2 separate regions of the Homo sapiens genome follow, and region 2 is linked to region 1. Evidence: read pairs that join two places in POLR2A ChIA-PET (ENCODE). Cell type or tissue: IMR-90. All regions are shown on one strand. Links, peaks and the distances in the headings refer to the core of each region. The heading gives the core; the rest is flanking DNA.

The links. Peaks named below come from ENCODE experiments on the same cell type or tissue, not always from the same donor. Only the 100,000 strongest peaks of a DNase experiment are listed, where the experiment ranks them.
Region 2: POLR2A ChIA-PET joins it to region 1 with 5 read pairs; 2 of 35 experiments call an interaction of 5 or more read pairs at or near these places.

The regions. Positions count from the first base shown.
Region 1 is chr10:31,456,090-31,463,361 of GRCh38, forward strand. It overlaps ZEB1 (zinc finger E-box binding homeobox 1), which reads left to right. Exons shown (of 9, transcript NM_001174096.2): 2 at 4,948-5,148. Among named protein-coding and RNA genes, the nearest start is that of ZEB1, 140 kb to the left of the region's middle. In IMR-90, for the core only: no CTCF peak of the experiment used is centred there; no DNase peak of the experiment used is centred there.
Region 2 is chr10:31,072,027-31,079,298 of GRCh38, forward strand. The region is part of intron 1 of LOC105376481 (a long non-coding RNA gene); the gene reads left to right. Among named protein-coding and RNA genes, the nearest start is that of ZNF438, 44 kb to the left of the region's middle. In IMR-90, for the core only: no CTCF peak of the experiment used is centred there; a DNase peak (open chromatin) is centred at 3,605; H3K27ac peaks cover 1,046 bases.

The DNA of each region.
Region 1 (7,272 bases), core at 1,200-5,199:
AGTTCCTCTCCTTTGCAGGGACATGGATGAAGCCAGAAACCATCATTCTCAGCAAACTATCACAAGAACAGAAAACCAAACACCGCATGTTCTCACTCATGGGTGGGAGTTGAACAATAAGAACACATGGACATAGGAAGGGCAGCATCACACACCAGGGCCTGTTGGCGGGGTGGGGGTCTAGGGGAGAATAGCATTAGAAGAAATACCTAATGTAGGTGATGGGTTGATGGAGCAGCACATCACCAAGGCATGTGTATACCTATGTAACCTGCACGTTCTGCGATGTACCCCAGAACTTAAAGTATAATAATAAAAAGATTTGACTATAAGGATGATATTATGCTGTAATACACTGTTCAAATATTATGAGATTCTAATGGTTAAAATTGTTTAGTCATTAGAAAATATCTGCAGTGGTAAATTGTTAAGTATGGAATTTCAGTACCCCAAAATAAGTATACACACAAAAGTTTAAGAATATTTTTCATCAGTGTAACGATTTTCAGTCAGGAGCCTTTGCACATAATGAAGTATGTAGGCTGTGGAATCTAGCCAACCTGGCTTTCACTCTTCAACTTAGTAGCTACATAACCTCAGACAGGCTACTTAGGTACTCTGTTTTTCTTTGTCTGTCAGAGGGATATATAATAATACCTACTTCTTAGGAGCTGCTGTAAAGATTTACCAAGCTAATAGTAGTAGCAGAAAACACTTCTCTAGTCCTTACTGTGTACCAGACACTGATCTAAGCACAATACATTTAAAAATCATTATATCTTCACAACCACTGTATGCAGTGGTTACTGCTGTGTCTGGCATTAAATATTAGCAAATAATACCAACAACTACCACCATCAAGAAGTCAACATGTCTTTACATTCTGATGACAATAAGTATGCATTGAAAATGTTACCATCTTCTATTGAAGTTTAAATTCATATTATCTAAAGTCATGTTTAAAGATTTTTAAAACTGTTTACCATATTTTTTACCCTTGCTTTCTTCATATTTTAATTAAAATCAGAATCAAGATGTGATGATCACCTATGATTGTTATTTTCAGATAAACTATACTATATTTTCAGCCACAGGTTAAACAGTTCAGGGGTATAGAGATCATTGGACAGAACATTTAGATAACTGAAGCCCTCATTGGCTACTAGAATTTATCAAGGGCCTGCATTACTCTGTATGCTTTTGGTGGTGGGCCATTTTTTAAATAAGCTGTGTAGATCCACAAACAAAATGATAGATTCAGAAATACAAGTAAGCTTGACTATTAATTTAAGTTTCAGTCATTAATATCAGCAGTTTTCACTGTTTTTTTTCTCTCAGCTAAGTGACAGAAGCAAAAGACAGTAAAAATCTTGGAAAATAGTTATCGGTCTTTTTTTCCATCTCAGCAGATAAAATACATTGATTTTTTGGATTTTTCCCATTTTATGACACATATCAAACATGCTCTGGGAAAATTCACAAGATAGTTATAAAATATATACAATCTCTGTGTTTTGGATTTATGACATAATCTATCTTACAATGGCAGCTTATACAGGGGACAGGAAGGAGTTCTGCTAGAGTCCCAGAAAGTGATAGGCAGTCTTTAAGAGTGCTTTGAGCTATGGTTGACTTGGGCAGAATAGAACACCCAGTATCTCTGGTTAAAAAGAACTCAGTAAAAAAATATGAACCATGCAAGCAAGCATTTGAACCAGAATGCATATATGTCTTAAAGCCTAATTTGGGGGAAGTTTTCAAGCCCAAAATACTCTAGATATAAATGTGTTAAATGTGCAATCCAAGGTCAACCAGAGAACCTACAGCTAACAAAATTGATAATATAATGCTAGGCTGCAATATTGCATCATTAAAAGGTAAGAATGGCATCAGCATAAAACCATGGCCAACTCAAGATACCAAAGATGTCCAGAAGCCTCCCTTCGCAAAACAGCAGGAATGTCAGCTATCTAGGCATGCAGTTTCACTGGTCAAGCATATTTGAGAGCCTTGCAGTGAGCCAGACCTTACATGATAGCCAGATCTTAGTGGAGTATAGAATTGATTAATCCTCAGCAAATACTTACCATGTTCTAATTTTAGCTTGTCATATATAAATGCCAACTTAAAATGACTTTATCAAGTAGGTTGCTAATAAGTACTGAAAGTAAAAATGAAAGTTAATAGCATTGTGCATCATTTGCCAGTAAGCATCTCCATTCCGTGTGTGTGTGTGTGTGTGTGTGTTGTGTGTGTGTGTGTGTGTGTGTGTGTGTATTTGCCTCTTACTATGAGTTAAAGGCCCATCAGGAAACTCTTACAGTCAGGAAACTTAAGCTTATAGTCAGCTGTGAAACAGCCTTTTAAAAATCATTCCCCTTACCCACACACGGACTTCACTCTGCTTGTAGTGTGGCTGCTCATAGTGTGGCTGTTTTTCCATCTTGACACGTATTTTCTCATTACTATATTAAAGTGACTTTTTTCTTTATTGTATTGATATACTGAATAGACCTCCTCAGATAATATTTATGGAAACATAAAACCATTCTGGAAGGCAGTTTAACAGTATCTACTTCATAAGTCTTCCCTTTTACTCTAAAGTTTCACCCCTACTAATCTGATAAGTATATATAAGGAATGGCCAAAATTATACATATTTACAAGAAAAATTATGGCATTGTTGCTAGTGCTTAACACAGGCAAAAAAATTATCAATAGATCATAGGTTGAAGTATATCTGTATGATAGAATGCTGTGTAGCTATCCAGAGGGAAATAAGAAAGCTTTATGTATATAGATGCCCCTTGACTTATGAATTATGATGGTGTTATGTCCTGATAAATTCATCGTAAGTTGAAAATACTGTGAAATCGAAAATGCATTTAATATACTTAACCTATCAAACATCATAGCTGAGCTTAGCCTGCCTTAAATATGCCTGCAACACTTATAGCTTACAGTTGGGCAAATCATAACATGAAGCCTATGTTTTAATATGATGTTGAATATCTCTTGTCATTTATTGAATACTGTACCAAGGGTGAAAAACAGAATGGTGTTGCACCATCATAAAGTCAAAACATTGTAAATCAAGCCATAATTAGTCAGGGACTGTCTGTACTGACATAGAAAGGCTTCCAAGACATGTTATAAAGTGGCATAATATAAGTGGCAAAGCAGTATGATGTGATCATGTGTATTTTGAATTATATATACACACATTTGTATATAGGTGATGCTGGATTTATATTAAATATAAGATAAGGTGAGGTTTGTGTTACAACTAAGTAAGAAAAGTATATAAAATGAGTTACATCATGCCTACTTAGTGCATTGAAATAATTAATAAAATTTGCCATTATTTTTATCTTTATGGAGTGGATTGAGGAAGGAAAAATAGGGCTGCCTTTACTAACTTTACATGTTTTGCATTGACTGATTTTACATGCATTACTTTTATAATAAAATAAGAGAGAAAACCATTTACTCTTGGGAAAAGATCTGGAAAAGCATATTCATACTAAAATATTAATGGCATAACAAAACTTGACGTTTTTCTTCTGACACAAGATATTGAAGAACTCCTAATATGTGAGCACAGTGGTGACCTCTGGTACTCTTTTGGACAAGAGTCTTCCTAAAGTCTATAAAAGCTGTTTTGGAGTTTTGGTTATTTGTTTTCACCTTTAAATATCTACCCATATTTTCAATTGTATTTCTTCCTTCGTGTTCTCAGGAGTGTGTGTGTGTGTGTGTGTGTGTGTGTGTGTGTGTGTGTGTGTGTGTGTGTAGAGGGATATGTATACATATTATTTAAGCATTTAGGTGATTATTTTTCAAGAATTGTTGGAAAATTTAAGGAAGCAGTGGAAAGAATAACTGATAGTAATTACTGCCTAGTTATCTAAATAAAGTGAAGCTTCTTTTTCTCCCTTCTTCCGAATCTTTTCTTAGCAAATAAGAATCACCCTGAAAGTAGTTTAAAAGAGATATTCTAGTGACCATACCCAATGAAGTACTAAATATTCATCCTGTTAGAGTGATTATTGCAAGGACTCTAAAGGAAAACATTGATTATACTAGATTATTTATTTTATAGAATTTTATTCTCAGCTTATACTCCTGGTTCTATGAACTATAGAAATCACTCAGAATAATAAAATGCTGATGTTATATTTTATTGAAATTCATTAAAAATTATAGAAAAAGGTGCTCATTTGAAAACTTCCAAATGTCAGTTATTCAGAATGACAAACTTAATTATATAGAAATTGACTAATTTGGTTGATTCTTTCTAAAGTCAGTGTTGGATTAATAATGTAATGCATGGATCATTAACAGCTTAAAAATACTTGTGGTAAACTTGATGATGTAATGCTATTTTGTTAGGAAAGATGGCCTCTTTTCTTAAGTTGCAATCCTTTAAGGATTCAAAGCCCTAATTGTACATAAGCAATATCGTATGCTGTAGGCTCGTTATCATTGGAGGGGAGGTTTAATATAGAGTTTAAGAGCACAAAATATGGAATCAGACTGTTGCTGTTAAAATCCTGGCTCTGCCACTTCCTAGCTGTGATCTTAGACAAGTTACTCTCTCTCTGCCTTGATTTTCTTACATATAAAACAAGGATATAAGTAGTAAGTGGTAGAACTCTTATTTCATAAGGCTGTTATAAGATTGTTGTAAGAATTTAATGGGTTAGTATTTATAAAGCAGGTCTATATATAGTAAGTATTCAATAAGGGTAGCTACTATTTGTCATTTTGGTCATGTAATATCTAGTGTTACATATGTGTGTTGTCAAATAAATTAGTTGTTAACATTATTTAAAAGAAAACATTGAATTACAATCTGTTTTAAGCATCTTTTTTATTTTTCTGAGATGTAAAAACTGATTGTTTTACTAGTTGGTTTTGATTATTTGTTTCTTGTTTGTATTACAGTTACAAATTATAATACTGTGGTAGAAACAAATTCAGATTCAGATGATGAAGACAAACTGCATATTGTGGAAGAAGAAAGTGTTACAGATGCAGCTGACTGTGAAGGTGTACCAGAGGATGACCTGCCAACAGACCAGACAGTGTTACCAGGGAGGAGCAGTGAAAGAGAAGGGAATGCTAAGAACTGCTGGGAGGATGACAGTAAGTCTGATTTTTTTTTGTAATATTGTATTCTCATGATTCGTTTTTTAAAATATATATTAACTGAAAAGATAAATTGGATGAAAAGTTTGAAATCAATAGTAAATTTGGCTATCAATAAATATTAGGTGTCCTACTTACTAAAAAGTGGATTATGAAGCAGAATAAGCAAGTTATTTTGACCATATTTACAATGCATATAATGTATTGAAATTTAGTAGAATTTATTAACCAGGATCAAGCTTTCCAAATATTGTTGATATAATTGAACCTACCTTTAATTTTTTATTGTAACCCCGAATGAATACTCTACTTAGAAACCAATAAATATCATATAGATATAGTGAAATTATAATTCAATATGCAAAAATCCCAAACACATATAAATCATGGAGGTATTTTTAGTGCTTGTAAACCTCTCTATACATACATCAGAATCCTTTAAGTAAGGTGGTTTTTTCACTTTAAATTTTTACTTTTACTCAAAGTATGGCTGAGTGGAAGGAGCGGTGAAAGTAAGGAGACCCTCTACTTGCTGCACTTTCAGTGAGTAAACACTGAAAGTTTAATCTTCTTCCTCATCTGTCAAATGGAGAAATTGGACCTAGTCTTTTATTCTAGCTCTAAAATTTCTTCTTTCTACTTTTCCTAATAAACTAATTAAATTATTTAGCCTGTCTTGCCAGGTTAAGCACCAATGATATAAAAATGGGATATGGAAGTGGCATAGTATTAATTAGAGAGGTTGGGGATCAGGAACAAGGGCATCAGAAAAGGTAAACAAGTACACGCAATAAATCGAATCCAAGACCAGTCAAAGGAGAAGCTTCCCAGCAAGAATTCAAGTTCAAAGAGGTCGTCTAGACAAGATATCAAAACTAAAATCTGGAAAAGTGGGTCAGGCATGCAGGTCAGGATATTATCTGGATAATGAAATATGGAAGTGTAGATAAAAGCTCAGATAATAGGCACAGATTGGCAGAAGTTAAGATTTCTACAATATGACAAATCTAATGGTTAACAAGGGACTTTTGAAATAATGTAATCAGCCCTCTCATTTTATAGTGTTGTTCATTTGTCCATTCAGCAACCTCTGTAGAAATTGGTTGCAACTGTGGATAAGACTCTCTGCATGAATGATGTTTATATGGCTTAATGGAGAAGAGAGATAAATAAGTCACAAATACATTATAGTTTTATTTAGGTATACATTATATGGCAGCATCAAGGAGGAGCATCCGAATTAGAGAAGGAAGGAGAAGTCGTAGAAGAGTTCTGAGTGAAACAGAGTGGTCTTTAGTTCTTAAGGACCGATGGAGGTTAATTAGACAAAGTACAGTGAATATAAGGTTTTCAGGCAAAAGAGGCAACATACATGAAGCCACAGAGGCTTGAGCAAAGTGTTCACAGAAAATGAGATCAGAGAAGTAAACAAGGGAAAAAATATGAAGTGATTTGTGTACTATGTCAAGGAATTTGAACCTTATCATGGAAGCTATGAGAAGAACATCATTAAAATAATTTATAAATAAGTCTGGTGTAATATGGAAAAAGAATTTTAGAGGGAGGGAGGCTGAGGTAGTGTCTTCAACGAGACGGCTGTAATAATCAGGCAGTGTTAAGGGTTTTTGAGTTAAAGTAGTTGCCCATGGGATGGGAATAGAAGGGAGATAATTGAAAGACAGAAAGGAGATAGAATATATAAGAATTGGAAAGGGCTGTTTTTAGATACAGTCCCAGGTTTCTAGAAAGTGAGACTCAGAGAAGTTGACTTGCTCACTTATGGCAGCTGGTTAATTGTAGAGCTATGAACCTGTTAATGTTAATACTAAGCTCAAACATTTTTGGAGCAAGGGTTTCTTATGTATTTCTTATCTGTGGCCTGAATTACGTAGTTGATCCAGAGTCTTAATAGGTAATCAAGAAGGAAATGATCTGTCTGGGGAAAAAAGGGGGCAATAAGAATAAGGTAGATGAAGGGAGAAAGGAAGGTGAAAAAATCAGTGAACAGGTTCTGCTTCTGAGAATATGTTGGGTTCGATTATTTGAACTAACCCTTTTTACTGAAAACAACTAATGGTGCTAGATTAAAAACAAAAACAAAAAACTTCTTAGCACTTCTAA
Region 2 (7,272 bases), core at 1,689-5,688, 380 kb before region 1:
TGCCAGGTAGCATCAGAAACCACGAGGGAATATGTTTAAAAAGGCATCTCTCTTCTTCTCTATAGGTGACCTTCATTTCAGCATAAGTAGATATGAAGCTGTCTAATTGTCAGTTAAAACAAATCCTTTAAAGGAATTTATCTTCAGGTTGAAAAACTCTCCCAAACATCAAATGAGTATGCTTAGCTCCTAGCCAAAGACACTCTATTGCTCTACAGGGGGAAGATGGACCTTAGATTGCCCATGGTTTCTAGCCAAGTACGAGCAATTTGGCAAGTTTACCAGGGCAGGCTGCTAGATAATTCTTCTGAAAGTTGTCCTAGAATAGTGAAAGCTTTTACTCTAAAGGCTTTATCTAAGAAACCCTCAAAGATCCCACACCATAGCAAATGCCACATTTTTCTTTTTGGAACAGATAAATGATCCCATCAAGAATAGACCCTGTGGTTGCCAGGAGAAGAGAATGAAATTTTTAGTAGAAATGCAGTCATCACTTCACTCAGTAAGAAAGAAGGGGGAAAAGGTGTTAGTGGCATATAACCAACTATAATAGCCTCAGCTATGTGAAACTCTTTATACGTCTTGGAATTTTTGAAGCTGAAGTTGTCTATGCCAAGATACACTTGGGCAACACAACCTGAGAAAACAAAGTTTTAAATAAAGCATTCTGACATCTTTTGCTAATGACACATGCAATTTTATAATATACCAAGCTTACGTCTTTCCTTCCAGCTTAGGAGAGTGCAACACCATACATGTCTGGCCCCAAACCAGGAAGAAAGCTAGGCTTAACCTCACCCCCAGAGTCTCTGTGGCAGTGAATCCAAGAGGGCTAGACACACAGAGAGAATTATAATAATACAACACCCCCTCAAGCTGAGAGGTTGGGGGATGCTGTTCACATTCTCTAGGTTTTTAAATATAAATATGTACAAAGACTTGAGCAGGGAATGGACAATGCAGTTGTGAAGTCATTCTCGACCCCACATGAAAGTGGGGTAAGCTCTTCTTCATGCTTCAAGAAGTTACGCAGGAAAACCAAAGTCATCTTCCTGTAGGCTGATCACAGTGAGATCTCCATTTTGGCTCCAAGAGCCAGACTCAAAGTTAATATGATTTTCTACAGCTTAAACATTCCAATTAAATACCTGCATTTATTTTTTTGGAAGAAAGTAAGCAGAACATTTATTTCAGTTATAGAAATAAGCATGTCTTTGGCTTGTATTAAAGACTGTTGGTCTCCTAAGCTCTGTTCAAAATTCACAACACAGGAATTTACAGAATTTTCATAAAAGCAATTGAAATTACGCATCTCCATGAACTCCCAGGGTGAACTTCTATTAACAAAAGATGTTTTGCTTTACTCACACCTGCTCAGTTCTCCATGGGGGCTCAAGCGATACACATTCCAATAGAGCAGCGTCAATAAAATCAAATAAAAATGAAGTTCCAGGGAAGGGAGTGGAGATATAAAATATTACCGCAGAAAGTGCATTTGAGAAGAAGCCGAGCTATTGGAACTGGTTTTTAAAGGAGAAAATTGTTAGAGAAAAATAGATTTTCAGCCATAAATCATACAATTTTGACTCTTGTTGAGTACTCTACCAGGTAATCTTAACATACCTTCTCTATGTTTCTGTGTGTGTGTGTGTGTGTGTGTGTGTGTGTGTGTGTGTGCGTGCGCATGTGTGTAGGGTAGATATGGAAAAGGTACAAGGGATAGGGAAAGTTTAGAAGAGGTAGGAGAAAAGAACGAAGGAGCTAGCAAAATAGGAATTCTTTCTCTTTGCCTGTTACTGGAAAGAATTAAGGAAACTTTGTGAAGTCTGCCTAAGTTAATGTGTTTGTGTTTGTTAGATTATTGTCTTCAGAAAACTCATGTTTTCTTTGCTCGAAGTTCATGATATCCTACTTCTAAGAGGACCCTGTCTATGGGGAAACAAGGAAAGAATTTAATTCCTTCTAATTGCAACACATTCCATTTGATACCATATTGATATTTCTGAGGTTTTCATGTTGTTCTGAGAGTCCAAAAACATAAAGAGCCTGCTCGATGCAGAGTATTACATTAATAGCCGTCTTCCCTCCACATCCACAAATGACACAGATCACATTGGATTTCAACAGATAAGATCCCTTGCCCTTTAAGAGATGGCTGCTTATTGGAAGCAGAACAATGACAAATATACAAGTGACAGGAAAGTTTTATTTGTGAGAGGAAAAGTACTTTGTTATTTACAATCTCTTGCTGCTTTCAAAGGAAGCGGGGAGTCTCAAGAGGGCCCTCAGTGCACTAAAATCTCAGACTTCACCACTATACAACTCATCTATGTAACCAAAAACAATTTGTACCTCAAAAATGTTTGAAATAAAAGAAAATAGTTAAAAAAAAAAACTGGCCCCAAAATTAAGAGGGCTGTTTGCAGAGTGAAGTGCTGGGGATGAAGATGACAGATTGGAGGAATCTCTGGGGAGAGCTCTGCAGAGGAGAGGGGGGTATCGGATGGCAGGGTGGTGAGGGGAGACCCTGGAATCAGGAAGGACCCACATAGAGGAGCTGTAAACGGGAAAGAAAGGGAATGAGATGAGGCTCCAGGAGGGTGTTCCTGGATGAGCAGGTCTGTGCAAACCTACCCCAAAGGCCCAGGGAGCTGAGAAGCTGAAGAAAGAGGGTGATAAATCCAGTTTCTCAGAGAGAAATATTTAACAGGGACTTAAGAACAGAAGCCATGTCTCAGGCGGCCATGAGATGGTGGATCACTGCACGGTTACCCCGCAGACCCAGGGCTTATATACTATAGGGAATTTGCCTAAGGGCAGGATTTATGGTAAGTGTGTGTTTATGATAACAGCATGGTTATTTTGACCTAAGGGCAGGATTTACAGGAAGTATATGTGAAAGTAGAAATCCTAGAGGCAGGCTAGGTGCAGTGGCTCATGCCTGTAATTCCAGTGCTTTGGAAGGCCGAAGTGGGAGGATTGTTTGAGGCCAGGACTTCGACACCAGCAGGGACAACATAGTGAGACCTTGTCTTCACAAAAAGTTTTAAAAAATCAGCCAGGTGCAGTGGCCCATGCCTGTAGTCCCAGCTACTAGGGAGGCTGAGGTGGGAAGATTCCTTGAGCCTGGGAGTCTGAGACTACAGTAAACTGTGATCACACCACTGCACTTCAGCCTTGGCAACAGCGTGAGACTCTGTCTCTAAAAAGAGAAAAAAAGAAATCTTAGAGGCATTCTCAGAATTTGGGTTAGTCAACATGGTGGCAAAACAGACCCACAGGTGCAATGAGGACTTTTATTGATTTTCCATTCATTCATTTATTCCTTGCTATGCCCCTTTGGTGAGCCAGTGTATGTTTTAGGTGCTGGAGATAAAGCCGACTCCACCCTAAAGAATCTTCAGTGAAGTCTCTTACTTCTCACTGATGCCTCCTGGAATAGATTTTCTCTTGGAGAGGAAGAGAAATGCTCTGAGACTCGCCAAGACTGGCGCAGGGTGAGAACACAGGATGCTGTCAGTAAGGACAGCCACACCTTGTTACTCACATTTCAGGAGGGGTGTCCATAAAGAAAAAAACCAACGTCTTGGCTCTTACGTGTCATAATTGACTTCTTGACCAAGAATTGTAAGCATCTAAGTGTAGGAAGAACATGCATAGCTGCTCAGGAATGTGGAGGGGAAGGGAATAATTTGCTTTGGATAGGGTTGGTCCCTTCTCAATGTGTTGTGGTGGAGTTTTTTTTTAGTTCACTTGTTCTTTCACCTTGGTCTGGAATGGTCTTTGGAGTTTAAGCCTCTAGAGCAGCTGTTCTTAAGGGAGGTGTCTCAACAAACTGGTGTGTTGGAATGTGTAGTGAGGAATGCAGTAATTTCTTACTAATAATAAAGATCCAAAATTGTGCAAATGAATGCACCACAATTTTTTAAATGAATAATGTGAAAACCATAGATACTTAAAAACAGAGCCCCACAAAAGGCCTCTATTTTTTTCATTACTGTGACACCAGTGACAGTTGATGTTTACATACATGATCCAGTGGGTGTTCCCAGCTTGATAGCTAGAAGTGTGAGTGAGGAAAAGGGGCTTGCTTCCTGATTCACTAGAAGCCAATACAACAACGCCAAGTTTTTGAAAAAAGAAGACTTTTTTATTGTAATTGCTTTTTTATTGCAATTGCTTTTTATTGCAAGTCAATTCACAAGGAGACAGGAGACCATCTCGAATCTGTCTCCCTGTCCTGGCTTTCAGGCAGTAATTTTATTAGAAAATGTTTAGGGGATGGATTTCAGGATTAGAAGGTGACTGGTGGAAGGAAAGAGGAGATTTGGAAAGTTCTTGGGCATGCACAATTATCTCTCTTCATGCCTCCTCATGGGTCCCATGCGCAAATCCAGGGGGAGTTGGTATGAAACACATGGTGGAAATTCAGGCTATGACATCAGCAAGCTAATTCTACACAAACTCCAGTCAGCCATATTGGTCCCAACCAATTTTAGCCAGTTTTGTTATCTTACAAGTGGAGAGAGTTTCAGCATTTTAATAAGTTGTGCTTTTTAAAATCTGTCATCCTGCAAGCTCAAGAATTTCTGTTAATCATTGGTTTCTTTAACTCTCCGAGGTATAGTTTCATAACTCTACTCATTTTGTCTTATTCAAGAAGGAAAAGCAAGTGAATGAGAGAGATATTAGGTGCAGTATCATTCCTCAAGGCTAACTCTGGGCTCATGGAAAGAGTGCTGCGATTGATTGATAATGTCTGTCATGGATGTGGGAATGGGTGTGGTCGTGCGTCACCAGGTTTTTACCACACCTGCATTACGTATTTCTGAGTTTTCTGGTGTTGTGTCCCTTTGCTTTGCTTATGTTGTAGTCACCTATATCGTGTCTTAAATAGTTTTGATTCACTCATATCACCTTGCCTGGCCAAGTCTTGCAATGAATGGGGCTCAAGAGATATTAGAATTCAATTGACCTTACACTTAACTGAGTGTTCCTAACTTGTGAGATCCTTAATAGCTATTGAACAGTGTCATGAAAGTGACACCCATGGAAACCTATGTCCATAGAACACTGAATGTAGAGTAGGTACACACATGTTTTTCTCATTAATTTTACTAATAAAATATAATACATTTGGATCAAGAGTGAAACTGTATTTGATCAGAAATTTCAGGGAATACAGTGTTCTTGATTTTTTGTTTCAGAGCCAGTGCTTTTTGGAACCTATCGAGCATGCATGTCCACTTTCCTGACTTGTTAAACACAGTCCAAATAACAAAATGGAAACTGTGGGAGAAACTCAAGTCCTCACTTTAACAATCATTTGGATAGAGAAGACTGCATCTAAACAATACTAACCCAAGACAGCCACTAGAAGTTGCTCTAAAAAAGAGAGAGAGAGAACTCAGGTTCTCAGAGTATTTTGTTGATAGTGACCTCTTTATGAAAATAGGTTAAAAAAATCCAGTGATTGAAGGTTCTAGTAATAGGTAATTATCTAGGTAATAGGTAATTATCTGGTAATGATCTATCCAGGGATAGATAATTCTAGGTTTTTCTACCTAGTTGCCCAAATATGAATAAGAGGTTAGAACCCTGAAACTATTGAACATTTGATATAAATTATACTCTTCCTTAGCTTGCAAGTGCTAAGCCTGGATTCCTTGTATTTCTGAAGTGTTCCTTAACACTTTATTCTACTAGCATTTGAAAATAGTCAATGACCATGTTGAATAAGGCAGCACCACTTGTCCAGTAAATTCACCCCCAGCTTGAAGAATCCTATAAAGCAAGCAAATATGTAAAAATAATTATACTTACAGGATGTTTGAATGAAATCCTTCTTTAGAGAGGTAGCATCATGGATATGTGGAGAACATGGAATTTGGAGCTAGATTACCTAGGTTCAAATTCCAGCTCCAATATTTGTAAGTTGTGACCTTGGGCAAGTATTTAACCTGTGAGCTTCACTTTCCTCATCTGTAAAAAAGAACAGTATTCAGAAAATATTGCATATCCTGGCATGTGGACAGGGTGTCTGGAATGTCATTACAAGGAATGGCTGGAACACCACGTGAGCTGATGGGAAGTCATTAACATCATCTTTATGTTGCCCATTTCTAATCAACCAATTACAGCGAATTTCTCTCTGAATATTGGATTGACTGATGCATATGCAAAGGTCTACTTTGTGTTACTGTTCTTTAATTATATATAAGTGAGGTCTAATTTTCACTGTGTGCATGCCTAGAGAGGTCAATTCTTATGTACACATGCCCTTTCTAGCTATATGATCCATATTTATGTTCTCATTAATGACCAAATTCTCAAGTCTTAGTTTTTTTTCAAGTGGCTTAAAATTCAGTTCTTACAGGATAAAAGATGATGTGGGTCTGGGGTTCATTCCTGGAGGCAGAGTAAACCTGAAGCACCCTCTGGCATGGGAACTGGTACCGGGGAGAGGCTGGACCCCATTTTGGAGCAACCATGAAGCAATGTGATCAAGGGGCAGTCCAAAGTGGAGCTAAGGAAGGAAGCTAGAGCTCAGCTCAATGGAAACAGTATAAGTCCACAGGTCAGAGGGTCAGGAAACAGGTCTAGGGCCATGGCCTTGGACAATCAGGAACAGGTGAGGAAGGGAAATGACCAGCAAGATATGGACTGAGGCAAATATTTTGGCGTGCAGGCTGGGAGCACTGAGAACATGCTGGGGCTTTTCCAACAGGTGCCAACATTGTAGAGTGGGAATACCCCCTCTAGCTTGGAGGTTTCTGCAAACGATCTCGCTTAAGGTCTTCTAAGGTGCGGTATTTATACCATTTAATTATCTGAGTTAGTAAGGGGTTTCTATTTCTTCAGAAACTTCACGCAGACATCTTGAAGTTTGAGATTGAATTGAGCAGGCCTGAAACTTAAACCATAACACCTTCCCTTCTCTAGGCCTCCATACCTCAGTGGAGGATGCTTCTGGGGATAAAACGCCTTCAAAATGAGTTATCCTCATAAGTCACATGGGTGACATTGTTAAGCATCACATAATGCAGTGACCAAAGTTTGCTACAGATCCCAAGGGTTTGGCTGTACAAAGTGAAGTTGGACAGGTTGGCCTCATGCCAAACTGGGGTCTTCATCGTGTCCTTAACCCTTTCCCCTCCTGTGGTCAGTGTCGTCCTGCTTTCCAACCCGCCCACCATTGCAACAGCTATGCCCATTGAGCTTTAGTACATGCTAACTTCACAGTATGTACTAACTCCTTTACATATAATAGGT